Linked DNA regions of Homo sapiens: region 2 is linked to region 1. Evidence: chromatin contacts called from ENCODE Hi-C or POLR2A ChIA-PET data. All regions are on one chromosome and are shown on one strand. Each heading gives the region's core, a stretch centred on a gene start or an enhancer-like site at or near the end of the contact. The rest is flanking DNA. Distances are from core to core; before and after follow the strand shown. Region 1 overlaps LINC01091 (long intergenic non-protein coding RNA 1091). Region 2 overlaps LINC01091 (long intergenic non-protein coding RNA 1091).

Region 1 (6,832 bases), core at 2,693-5,192:
CAGGTATGACTTTTGTCTTTTGAGGCTGTCTATAATATTAATATCTTATAATGTGAGCACATGAATCCATAATTGTCCAAATGAAGAGTTCAAGAATAAATTACTTGATTTAGAAAGATTCAGAAGAGCTTGAGTCTCTGGAACTGAAGTCCACCTCAGGTTTACATTTTGCCTCATAATCTTGGCTTTTAGAATGCATTTAATGCGTGAGAATAATTACTGGGTACCAATCACTTCTTTGCTTAGATTATTTTATGTACTTTGTGCATTAGATAGTTTTACTATTAGTTCTATGAGTGAGGTAGCTTTGAGGGATTATGTAATGAGCTTTAGATAATATAGGTGGTAAGTGGTCCTACCACTTTCCTTAAACAAGGAACTGTGCTCCCTTGCCTCCTTTTCTACCCCTGAGCTTCTCTCATCACTCCCTGCACCCTGTCCCCAATTTATTGACCTCAAATATTTTTCTACCTTGTTGCAGACTGAAGTGAAGGTCTTAGCAGATTTTGGGACACATGGAGTGCAGCAGAGGTTATCATCGCACACTGTGTTTATAGCTTCACTCAGCCAGGGTTTTTTGGCAGTTTTCAGGACCATAGAGGCCTCATTTCAACACAGGAGCCAGTGTAAATACACAACAAAGAGACCACACCTGAGGAGGTTTTTCTGTCTATTTTAGTGACCTTGTTTGTGGCTGTGGGCCACTGGCGATCCTTCTCATCAGTCAAATATTAAACTTCTCTTTCCGAAACTTCCCTTAGGCCTGTCTGAAGATTTTTGGTCCCCATGTTTTATGAAGTGATAAAGATTTTGAGCTTTTCAAAGACAAAGCTGGTATGTATTTTTTAGATGACATTGTCATCATGATTACATTTGCCGTGTAAATTAATTTTTATTTTTTTAAAGAGTAAGTTACCACTGAAGTTCCTCTTCTACTTGATAGTTGTCAGAAGACAAGATAAGTGCTTAGGTTTTGACATTCACAATCTATGTGACAGGAGGCTGATCAAAAGTTGGATTTCTGATACCCGATGAAAGCAATACGGTAGGGCTGGGCTAAATCAGATTGAATAAAGATCTTTCCTTCCTGTTTCTACTGCGGCATGAATACTAATAAGTTAATATGTTTTGGGTGCCCACCAAGTACCCATTTTAGAAGACCTTTAAAGAATATAAGAAATGAGTGACAAGATCCATGCACATGAGGAACTTAATTATTAAGAAAAGATTCTAACAAACTCTGGACCATTAACAGTTTGAAGGCATGGTTTTGCTTTTGTAAACTGAATATGAAAAGATGACAGGAAATAAATGGTTGTAATGTGTAATAAGAGTGGTGGTATTTGAAAAGAGGAAAGCTTGGAACATTTTTGGTTTGGTACACCGACAAATGTTGAGGGGCCTAGCAGATTTGCAAAAATTGAGTCTGGAAATTTGGTTCCCAGTGTGTGAACAGTATGGTCTGAGGGTCTGAGATAATTAGCAGAAATTAATCTTAACTTGCTGGCTTTAGTTTCTAAAGAGGCTGCTGACATGACTTGGTGCTATGCAAGACAAAGTTGACATGTAATGCAAGAGACGTTAATTCTATCTGCCAAAACATTAAAAATATGCTTATTAAATAGAAATAAATAATCGCTACATATGTATATAAAATAACCACAATGAATTTTTACAAGTATTGGATATAAATGAAAAAGTGAAAATTTCATACATCCTGCTTAGATATAGATGAAGCTGTTTTGCATGCTTCTCTTTCTTCAGTATTTAATTAGGAGATTTATCTACCTTATTGTGTAACTTGATTTTATATTTTACGTGTAAGAAGGTGAATCAACTTTTCTGTATTGCAACAATCTTCGTTAACATTTTCAACATGTACTTTCACTTTAGCTGATTTATAATTGCAGCTTCACTGCTTTATTGTCGTGTTTTATTCCTAAAACAATGTGTTTCTATATTTAAGGATGATATGGTGCACAAATGTTGTTAAGCATACAAATTGATGGCATAATTTGCCCTTGACCTTGGATCTTGGTGGTTGCTGGGACACTGAGGAGAGAGCTTTTTTTTGGCCATGTGGGAGACTACCAAAGGCATCAATTTTAAAACTAGACTGGAGCAATTACCATTACATTTATGTTAGAGGTTAACATTTGTGTTATTTCCTCTTATTGCCTGGCTTTACAGAATGTTATGCCCCACTGCTTTTATTAAATCCAGGTAATAGAGGAAATAACAGTGTTATTAACCTCTAACACTGATGAAAAATTAGTCTTAAGTAAAACATGGTTTAAAATCAGAGCCATTGAGCCAGTACTTTAGCTGGTTCCCTGACCAAGCACAGAAAGGCTTTGTATACTCATTGTGCCCATATTCATTATGATAAAAGTAAAACAAAGTATAACACGAAATAAATCTCTGGGGGAAAAAGGGATTTGATTTTAATATGTACTGTATTCTTACTAGTAAATGTTATAGTTTACATGACATTATATAAATAAATATTGATCAGGAGAGTACCACTTTTCTATGATTGAAAGAGGAATTCGTTTTGATAACTTGATTACTTTCACAGAAAAGCACTTAGAAATTTAATATATAATCATTGACCTCATCAGAAGTCACTAGTTAGGTGCTTCCAAACACAACTGTTGTTAAGCTGAGGATTACTTTAGAAAATTTCCCTTTTCTTTTCTTGTTTGCATTTAAAACAATAATTTTTCAAAGTGATTTTTGGGATTTAGGCAGAGTTTGCTTCCCTGGTCATACAATGGTTACACATGGTTTTGTTGGGATGTTTATGCTAATTGAGACCACAAAGTTGTGAGTGAATTTATACATTTTAGGCAAATTAGGAAATATAGACTTAGTCAATACAATTAGAATGATAATTTATTGTAGGAAAATAAGATCTTGGTATCATAGTCTATTGATTATGTAGTTTAAATAACCCTAAATGTATTTTGTATGCTTTGATTAATAAATATTGTATTTAAATTTAATTTTAAAGCAACATATTTCTATTAAGCAATGCATATGTGTATCTAAGTAACTCTAAAGGTTTTTCAATTGTCTGATTTTTAAATAAATCTCTCTGCCTAACATTTATTAGTGAATTGCCAAATTATTTAAAGGTATTTTTCTTTTGTGGAATAAAATGTACCTCTTAATATAAGCATATTGGTTTCTAAATTACTCAATATATTTACCATGATTTTGTAAATAATGAAGTAGTAAAAGATTTCCTTTTAATCTATTATTTTAAATATAGAATTAATATAATTGATTAGAATAAATATCAATGAGAGAGAACATTGTATCTTACATATTTATTCAAAGGATGGTGTTGGGTAACACTAGATTTAAGAGCTTTTGTGTGAATTAAATAAAACTGCACATACAGAAGTGTCTTGTAATTATGTTAACAGTAAGTATTATATTATTCTCATGACTTATAGTGGGGAAGATGTATATAAACTTCACAGTATTCATGGCATTCCTATAGTATAAGTTGTTTAATAGAAAATAACAAAGAAAAGTAGGCATTGTACTTCTTAATCTTTAGGTAAATATACATTCCAGTTGCATGAACAGTCCTATGTAAAGGCTCAACAATCCGTTTACTTTTTAAATTAACAACCACTTCAATGGTTAATTGAGTATTTCTAAGCCAATAAATTACCCTTCAACATTACTGACTGGAAGCTTAGTTAGTATCCAAAACAAGCCTGGCATTAATGAACTCATTCTCCAACAAAAGGAAAAGGAAGCATCAAATCTGAACTTTGGATGTGTTCGGTTCCTTATTCTAAACACATTAGTACACTGTATTTTCCCACTTAGAGAAGCTTTTGTACACTGAGCATGTGGCTGTTTAAATGCCCCAGCGGGACATCCAGAGGCTGCAAAAACGGGAAAAATTATTTGGAACAATTTGCTTTCGTTCAAGGGCAACCATTTTACAGCTGGTTTATTGCTATTCTTGTGCTGTTTAAGCTGTCTTTCGTGTCAAAAGTCCTTTCCTGCTTACAGATCATCAGGAAGCATTCTGCTGCGTGCTGTTTGCCTAAGTTCCTCCAGGGCTCCGGGCCTTTGATCACGGATACCATTTGCAATCTGGTTAAAAATAGGAGGCTGCTGAGATAAGCTTGGGTCCTGGCAGTGAGGAAAAGGCCCTTTCCTTTTTTTTTTTTTCTTTTTTTTAAACTTTGTTATTTTGCTTTTTAGCATGGGAACACATAATTGAAGCAAAGAGGAATAGTGCTTAGAAATTATAGCATGCTTAGAGGTGTAAAAAGTTTGTGTGAAAAAAGGTTATTGGTTATTAAAAAGTTCAGTTTTTTGAAACCAGTGTCATTATTGTAGTAAGTTAAAGTTTTGAACATAATGAGTACATTCTTTTCTTTGAGGTTGACAGAAACAATATTTGCTCCCTTACATTTAAAATACACTACTGGTAGCACAGCTTTCAAGCTTGTACTCCTAAGGATGGCATTTAAACCAGAAGCATATATTTTTTTTTTTTTAGTGAGGAAAAATATATTATTGTTGTTAGCAAACCTAATATAAAAGAACAATAATATATTTAATATTGCTATTAGATAACAAGCATTGTAAGGATAAAGTCAGAATAAAAGACTCATATTTTTTATAATTTTTATTGCTTATCATTTTCTAGTGCTTTCTTAAATTTGTCAACTTATTGAAAACAAAAGCATGAAGATATACATGATTTTTAAATTATAGTTTCTCTCAGAATTTTGATTAACATGATTGTATCAATCTTATGATATAGGAGGATGGTGACTTTCATTATTGTTTGCTTAAGCAACAAGTCAAATATACCACAAGCCAGGAAATTAGAGAATTAATTGGAAATGAAACATAACCTAGATGGTAAAATTGGATACTAGAATATCAACATGATACTCAACGTAGAATATTTACTGTGAAATAAAGTGTACTAGAAGGGATCTTGGGAGTTTAATGAATTTTTCTACCAGTGGGCAATATCATTTATTTGTTAATTTACTCAAATAAAGATCTGCGCAAAGCCAAAACCTATGAAGTAAAGCAGAATAAAAGAGTGCCATCCGAGGCTAAAAACATGTTTACTGTATTGCCACATGCATTCTTGGCAGTTTGGGGTCCTGTGTATATTTTGGAGGGGTAAAGAAGAATTAGTCAAAGGAAAGATTGTGGGAATAAATTTGTAGAATGGAGGGTAGGTGAGGGATTAGAGATGAAGGAATCTGTTTATATGGATTTCAGCATGAAAGAGAGTTTAGAAAGAGAGTTCCTGAAGCTGCAATTGATGCAGTTATGCTGGGCTGGAACAACTTGGGATAGGAAGTGTGGTGGGGAGGCAGAGTGGACTGAACTAAGCTGGCTGGAAGTGAAGTCTGGGATGAAGTTTACAGTGCGAGGCAGAATCAGATGATGGAAGAACATGTGCTGTGTACACTGAGTTGTATTAATTGTTATATATATATTTTTAATCAATAGTGTACTAACTTGTGCTGCTGAGTTTACTGAATTCATATTTTTAAAAACTCTAATTTGCCTAACTTTCAAAATAAAGCATCTAAAGCTTATTAAGCATATAGAACAGGAAACTTGGAAAGCTGTTCTTGTGTTTGTGTTTAAATATTACCAAGTATATAATAGCTCACATTCCAGCAGACACAATACTGTGGCTTAGTCAGACCATGTTTTATATTACAAATAGTTTTACGTAAAATGAATGTTCCAATCTATATCTCCAGAATGAAGACAGTCCTCTCTAAAAAGGGCTCCTTCATCCTGAAAGCTAGCTCAGAGGGTTTTTTGAGCTTTGTGTCCTGTTTGTCACTTCTTTGAGTATCTTAACCTGCAGTATAGTTACCCTTGCCACACTACAGTATCATAAAATGGGCATCTTGTATCTCTGTCTCAAGGTGATAATGGAGTTGAAATGTATATCAGGGAAAAGATCAGGATTTCATTGAAAAGATGGAATATACATTTTGCACTAATGTCTGAAAAATCAACTTGCTCATAAGTTATTAAAGGACCACAGGTGCAAGCAGTGCAATTTTTGCAATTCCCTTTCCTGATATATTCTAGCAAGGTCATTTGCCCCTAAGCCTCAGAAGGTTAATTGGATCTCATAAGTGAATGCACCCAATCACTCATGATTTGGGAAATTTTAAAATTGTTGTTATTTAGGCATTAACATTGGAATATCAAATTTGACTTTCTTTTTACTGAGTGGGATTGTTCTAAATTTGCTGGTTTTATGGCTCTTGTAATGAAAATTATTAAAAAAGAACACTAAAGGCCAACTTAAATAAAAACTACCTGTGTTGCTCAAATAAGTTTTTTACCTACATGTCTAGCAAATAGATTTATGGAAATTTAAATCTGCTTTGAGCTCTTTGGGACAAGCGTAATAGCCCTAAATCAAGTATTCAACATGCACCAGAGGTGGTCACTGTGTGGTAATTTTGTTGGTCAATGGAGTGACTCGTACTAACAAGGAAGAAATAGGAAAAGCAGGGGGTCGAGAAGGCGAGGCTGGACACCACTGTGTGATTAAAGTAGAAAGTGTTTTTCTAATACAGTTCTGTGCCTTATTTGTCTGTCTTCCTTTTTTTTTTTTTTTTTTTTTTTTACATCTTTTTGTTCTACAGTTTTGCTTTCTTTTTTCACCTGTTCTCTTTTGCTGAGATGGTAAGTTGCAGGCTCTATTCTGGGTTTAAGTTGATTGTACAAGTAGCAGAGATAATGACATTTTGAATTTGTTAAAAAGCTTTTATCTGAAAATTGACAGGGTATTTTTGTAAAACTA
Region 2 (6,832 bases), core at 1,408-3,907, 36 kb after region 1:
TTCTTAAATTAAATAGTTATTAATCTTCCAGATATCACCATTTGTTGGAATTCAAGAGTTATGAATGGCCCTCACCATACCAATGCTTTCTGACTGAACTCCTCTCTATGCTAAATGCAAGAGACCCAATAGTTAGGCAGGTATAACTTCACCCCTATTCAGCCTGAAGAAGTTACAGAAGACTGATCGTCGTCCCTCTGCAACCCCTAGGATTAAGGGTTCTCTTATAAAAGGGAGGGGGGAAATGTCAGAGGCATTAGAACCAGAGCAACTCCATTTTGAATAGAGGCTGAGGAAAATAAGGCTGAGACCTGCTGGGCTGCATTTTCAGGAGGCTAAGGCATCCTAAGTCACAGGATGAAATAGGAGGTCCGCACAAGATACAGGTCATAAAGACCTTGCTGATAAAACAAGTTGCAGTAAAGAGGCCAGCTAAAACCTACCCAAACCAAGATGGCAATGAGAGTGTCCTCTGGTTGCCCTTACTACTACACTCCCACCAGTACCATGACAATTTGCAAATGCCATGGCAATGTCAGGAAGTTACCTATATGGTTCAAAAATGGGAGGCACAAATAATCCACCCCTGTTTAGCATATAATCAAGAAATAGCCATAAAAATGGGCAACCAGCAGCCCTTGGGGCTGCTCTGCCTATGGAGTAGCCATTTTTTTATTCCTTTACTTTCCTAATAAACTTGCTTTGGCTTTAAAAAATAAAAATGAAAAATACATATTTCTCAGCTTATCTTTCTATTCAAAACCTCCCACTTATGGCTTTCTTGTGTGTCTATGTATTTGTTTGGTTTAGTATTAACCAATTGACTTAAATGATGACAAAGGAGAGTTGGCATGCATTTGCAGTCGGTGTGTAATTAAGAGGATGTAATTAAGGATTATTGCTGGATGTATTTACATTAGGGATGTAATTAGGAAGAAAGAAGAGTCAGTTCAATAGCCAAGGAATGGATGCCAATATGTGCTTGGAAACTCAGACACTGAAATGTATTTCTTTGTAGGAGGAACTTCCTTGGTCATCCCAGTCATGTGCTGTAAGGGCAATGAAAGCAGTGGAATAAGGAGGAGTCTGGGAGCCACTGTGCCCAGAACCATCAGCCTCAAGCAAATCATCTTCCCTTGTCCTCTTGCTCTCATCTTACCCTTCCAGACAAAATCTATGGTGTACTATTTTTATGTGCGTTCTTATTTCTCATGAGTAGACACATTAACGTGATGAGTTTAACCATAGGTCATTTTGTTTATGAGTCTCTGGTTAAATGTTAATAGCCTGAAGTCAAGTATCAAACAAGAATTTAGAGCTAAAGATCTTGCAAGTTGTACTTACTGCCTATCCAACAACGTTAGGATCCAGCCAATCCTGTTTCTTTATATGTTTTAATGTTATCAAGAGTGAACACTTACTATGCTTTTTAAATGCCAATAACTGTTCTGAGCATCCTGGATATGTTAACTCATTTAATCTTCATGATGTGCACATGAGACAGCTACTATTATTATAATTTCTATTTTAAGGTTGAGGAAACTAAGTCAATAGAGAGGTTAAGTAATTCACCCAAAGTCACATAGCTGGTGAGAGGCAAAGCTAGCTATGACTGCAGAATCTGTGCTGTTAACCACCATACCACCATCTGTGCCTTTTTACAGTTGCTAGATAAATCTTTTGTGATCATCTCTTATCATAAGAAGGGGTAAAAATTATTGGATTGGATGTATGCTGCATTGTTCATATTGCATAGACAGTGATGGAGAGTTTTCTCCAACTGTGTAAGTCTGTTTTTTGTTCTGAATATACAGCTTGCGCCACTACAACATCACTTGACATACTCTCTAATATCACCATGCAGATTCATCGTCATCCTGTCTGTCGTGTGAATAACTCATAGCCTCAAGATTAGCACAATAAAAAGATTCTTAATAAAACAACATGAGATTCTACTCAAAGACTTGAAGGAAGCTGATCTCATGTCCATTAAACTGCTAGTTGGATCTGTTTGAAAAACTTCCAAAGGGTTAGTATATGTGTTTCAGTGCAGTGTAACGAAAATTCAGGACTGGTGGGGGATTTAGTAAAAGTTAAAAGAAAAGAGAAGTTAAAATCTGAAGCAAAGCAGACTTTTCAGAAACAATTTCTTGTTCCTCAGTTATATGGAGCCTTCATATGTAGAGAAAGGTTAACCTTAGATAGAGCTTGCCCTGCATATCAGTAATCTTTATTATTGAGACACAACAACTTTATTTCATAATCATTTTCTTCCGGCCAACCAGCTGTGATTACTCAAGGAAGATTAACTAAAACCTGATGGATTTCAGCCCCTATTCAGCAATGCCAGCCAAATACTATAATTACACAGGATGCAGGCTGAGATAATGTCGACCTTGTACTTAGAGATTGTCCTAGATAAGTTGAACGGTCAGATTTGCAGGTCGGGTTTTTCAATCACTGGGGCTGTATCTGTAAAGGGAAAGAGACAGCAAAAGAGGAAGAAAAGCAAGCAAAAGACCTCTCATCATTTTAGCCATCCTGAAAGAAAGCATTTAATAAAGACAAAGACTTCAACAGATAGGAGTGGGTTCACCAGTGCAGATTTTAGAGGCTGTGTGGAGGATGTATCGTTCCTAAAGTAAATGTAATTTCTGCCCCTCCTGAGTCCATGTATTATGTGGATGGGGCGTGTGGGAGCCTTTCCATTTGGCAGTTTGCACGGCACGCTGCTGATGTTATGAAATTTACATTAAGTTGGAAAAACAGTCTTTGTCATACCTTGTCCTTTTGGAGGAAATGGATTTCCTTAACAAGAGCACCACTTTATTTCCCCTATGAATTCAGATATGGAACACATTGCTGCATGGCGTTCTACCAAATAGAAAGGCTGCTAAGGAAGGGCTTATTATTCTAAAAATTTTAATGACCCAGAAGCAAAATATTTTTGGTCCTTATATTGTAGACATAAATGCTTAAGTTCAGATTTCAAGTGCCAAGACCTCTGAGATATTACTGTTGGAACTCAACCAAAGATGAGGGATGCAGGAGGTATTTGTTAATGGTTAATGAATAATTCCCTAAATCATTTGGTTATTAACTAGTTCAAAATGCCTCACCTCTAGATCTTTGTAATTTTATTAAACTACGCAAAAGTTTCCCTGCTTTAATAAACTTTAAGTTAAATGTGAAAATATTTTACATATATCAAATGTGCTTTCCTTTTAGTTTAATGATTTCTGAAATGCTGCATATTCAGACCTTTGTGCCTTTGCCCATGGTCCTTCTTTTTTAAGGGATAGCTTCGTTCCTACTCATTTTCTCCTAGTGAACTCCTATTCATTTTTCAAAGCCTACATCAGGACAATATGTTTTTGTTATTTTTATTACAATGTTTCTTTTTCTTTCTTCTAGTAATTAATTGCTCCTTCCCCTTTGGGTTCATGGTATAATATTCCTTCCTCCATTATACTGTGTATCACGTTTTATTACTATTATTATTTTTATTAGTTAATTGGCCATTTCTCCAGCTAGAGCTCTTTAAGGACATTGATGGTGGCTTATTTTTCCTTTGATCACTAGCATAAAAGAACCAGGAACATGATAGGCATTTAATAAATGTTTTTTTGAATGCATGAGTGCATAAGTAAATAGTGAAACAGGTTATTCTAAAGAAACAGGTTAGTTTTTAGAATAGCTGCTAAATTTTTGATCTTTCAAAATATCAAAGAAGATTGTGTTTTTAATATGTAAGGCCAATTGTAGACTCGGAAGCTACTGAAAGATGATATTGCTCTTTTTTTTTTTTTTTTTTTTTGAGACGGAGCCTTGCTCTGTCGCCCAGGCTGGAGTGCAGTGGCGCAATCTCGGCTTACTGCAAGCTCTGCCTCCTGGGTGCACGCCATTCCCCTGCCTCAGCCTCCGGAGTAGCTGGGACTACAGGCGCCTGCCACTGCGCCCGGCTAATTTGACATTGCTCTTAAAAGTATGTTAGAACACTTCCTTATTCTTCATGCATCCATAGAGAAAAGGAAAAGTCTTCTTAACTCTCCGGAAGAATTAATCAGAGGAGCATTTCTAACTTCTTTCCACCCACTCACTCACTCTCCTTCCACTGACCATTGAAAATGGGGGAAGAAAAAAGGTACGGTTGGCTCAAGGTTTTCTGGATCCTCCCCAAGTTTCTTTGGCTCTGCTGTTTACCTTCTGGCAGTCGCAACAGAGGAAACCAGCATCTTTAGATGAGTGAGTGCTATGGATTGAATGTGTCCTCTCAAATTATTGTGTTGGAAACTTAATTGCCAATGCAATAGGGTAGGGTCTGATGGGAGGTTTATAGGTGGAAGGGACTAATGCTGCTATAGAAAGGTCTTGAGGGACTGAGTTATATCTCTTCAGCTTTTCTGCCATGTGAAGACATAGAGTTTGTCTCTCCCTTGCTCTTCCTTCTTCTGCTGTGTTAGGATGCAGCAAGGAAACCCTAATCAGATACTGGCATCTAGATCTTGGACTTTGCAGCCCCTAGAACTGTGAAAATACAGTTTTAGTGGCCTGGTGTGGTGGCTGACACCTGTAATACCAGCACTATGGGAGGCCGAGGTGGGCAGATCATGAGGTCAGGAGTTCAAGACCATCCTGGCCAACATGGTGAAACCCTGTCTCTACTAAAAATACAAAAGATTAGCCGGGTGTGGTGGCGGGTGCCTGTATCCCAGCTACTTGGGAGGCTAAAACAGGAGAATTGCTTGAACCCAAGAAGCAGAGGTTGCAGTGAGCCAAGAAGAGGCCATTGCACTCCAGCCTGGGCGACAGAGCAAGACCCTGTCTCAAAAAAAAAAAAAAAAAAAAAAAAGAAAAGAAAAGAAAAGAAAATACAGTTCTGTTCTTTATAAATTACCCAGTGCATGGTATTCTGCTCTAGCAGCACAAAAACAACTAAGGCAATCGGTATTTTCAATGTAGGGTATATTATTAGGCCTGCAGAAGAATGTGGCTTAATCAGTAACCTAAAGCTGTTCATTTTTATTGATAACAAAGGTAATACTTGACCTTAATTTATCTGACTCCTATGTTCATCTTTACTAAGCATCCAATCTCAGGTAGGGGAAAGGAGGCATTAATTATTGTTCCCTACTACTACCAAATAAATCCAAAATAATGTCTCTAGTTGTACATTCCCAGAATATTGTGGAATTACAAAATTTTAGTGAACTCTTACTATGAATACACTGTAATTAATTCAAATTTAATATTTTAAATTACACAGTTGAGGCAGAGATACCAAACAATCTTATTTACTAAAAAAATTATTTGAGAATCACTTAATCGTCAGCCTTTTCAGAGAATGACGTCAGGCACGTAGGACTTGTAGAGGTCTAAACCCTCATCCAGTACAAGTGTTGAATAGAGACCACATTCTGGTTGAAGACACTAAGCCATCTTATTTCAGCCTGAATCTAGTAATCAGAAGCTCACTAACTCTTGATGCCTCCTGCTTGCTAGTTAGATAACTCCAAAGATTAGAGAGTACATTATTTTATTGAGTAATTTTTTTCTTTGTAAATTTTTCTAATTGTACTCTCTGGTGGAATATAAGCAAATCTATTTTATATTTTTTCCACTATAAATCTTTAGATTGTAATGTTATTTCTTTGAAATCAGGGACCATATATCTTTCATATGCATATCCTTTCTCTGCTTAATATTAATATAAAAAACATCTTTTGAGCACTAGGCACTGTGCCTGGTGTTTGTCATAAAAATGAATAAGATATGATTCCTTTCCTCAGGAAGGATATACAAAAAAAGGCTATACAAAGTATATACAAAGAAATGCATACAAGCTGTGGTATAAATTGCTGTAATGGAAGCATGTACAAAATGCTAAAGGAAGCTAAGAGAGCATCTAATATGGCTTAGGAAAAGAGGCTGACCTAGCTATGGAGAAATTTTTTGGGTGAGTCTTAAAAGAGAAATTTTCCTGGCAGAAAAAGAGGGGAAGAATTTTGGAGTCAGTGAGATCAGCATGTCCAAAGGCACAGAGGAAAGAAAGTTGGCAGCACACATAGTAAACATCAGTGTTCAAGGTTGCTGAAGTGAGTGAGTGTGTGGAGGGTGGCAGAAGAGCCCACAAATGAAGGTGCTTAGAACATGAATGGCTTCCTATAACCTGCTAAGGATGTGGGTATTGACTTAAGGAAAGAAAAGCCACTTTAAGATGTAGAATAGGAAAGTGGCTATGTTACATATATTAGAAAAATCACATAAGCAGTAGTACAATGGAAATGTGATGAAATTAAAAGCAGGAAGATCATTTAGAAAGTTCTTGTTTGCTTGTTTGTTTCTCTTTGGATTTTTGCAATCATACAGATGACTGCTGAATAAGGGACAGTGGGAATGGAGATTACAAATAAAAGATGGACACGAAGGATATTTAGCATGTAGAGTATATAGAATTTGTGGTTGGATAAAGGTGGGATGAGGGACAAAAGAGATTTAGGAAATAAAAGAAGTTTGTACAGGTTTGTTTCTTCGGGGTTGTTCAGGTGAAAAAAAGTTCAGAATAATACAAGCACTAAGGCATGAATCTTCGAAGAGAGTTCCAAGACTGATAATATTATAGAATTGGGAACCTCTAATATATGAGTAGTACTTGAACCATAGAAGTGTGCAATGCAAGAATATGCCATGATTAAGACGCTGGGGAACATTGGCACTTCAGAGCCTATTACAAGAGAAGGTCAGCAAAGCAGACTTAGAAGAATTGCTCAGAGAGGTAAGAGGAAAACCAAGAGAAATTAGGGCTATGGAGGCCAAGAATGAAGAGATTTTT

Evidence for each region. A loop is a pair of places that touch in the nucleus more often than their neighbours do. ChIA-PET counts read pairs that join two places held with the same protein, here RNA polymerase II (POLR2A). Pooled maps may share reads with other maps.
Region 2: a map of endothelial cell of umbilical vein shows a loop between it and region 1 (4-fold over the local background). The contact joins two enhancer-like sites. A Hi-C loop is called at or near these places in 4 of 168 maps with a recorded cell type or tissue (endothelial cell of hepatic sinusoid, endothelial cell of umbilical vein, heart right ventricle and 1 more) and 1 of 50 pooled maps. POLR2A ChIA-PET finds 5 or more read pairs at or near these places in 2 of 52 experiments (MCF 10A and RWPE1).

The regions. Positions count from the first base shown.
Region 1 is chr4:123,853,274-123,860,105 of GRCh38, forward strand. The region is part of intron 4 of LINC01091 (long intergenic non-protein coding RNA 1091); the gene reads left to right. Among named protein-coding and RNA genes, the nearest start is that of LINC01091, 210 kb to the left of the region's middle. RefSeq lists an enhancer at 1,386-5,102. Within about 2 kb of position 3,943, at least 14 of the 41 ENCODE cell types and tissues checked have a DNase peak (open chromatin) inside an H3K27ac peak, as active enhancers do; they include endothelial cell of umbilical vein and heart right ventricle, where a contact is called at or near this core.
Region 2 is chr4:123,890,859-123,897,690 of GRCh38, forward strand. All of the region lies in intron 4 of LINC01091 (long intergenic non-protein coding RNA 1091), which reads left to right. Among named protein-coding and RNA genes, the nearest start is that of LINC01091, 240 kb to the left of the region's middle. Within about 2 kb of position 2,658, at least 6 of the 41 ENCODE cell types and tissues checked have a DNase peak (open chromatin) inside an H3K27ac peak, as active enhancers do; they include endothelial cell of umbilical vein and heart right ventricle, where a contact is called at or near this core.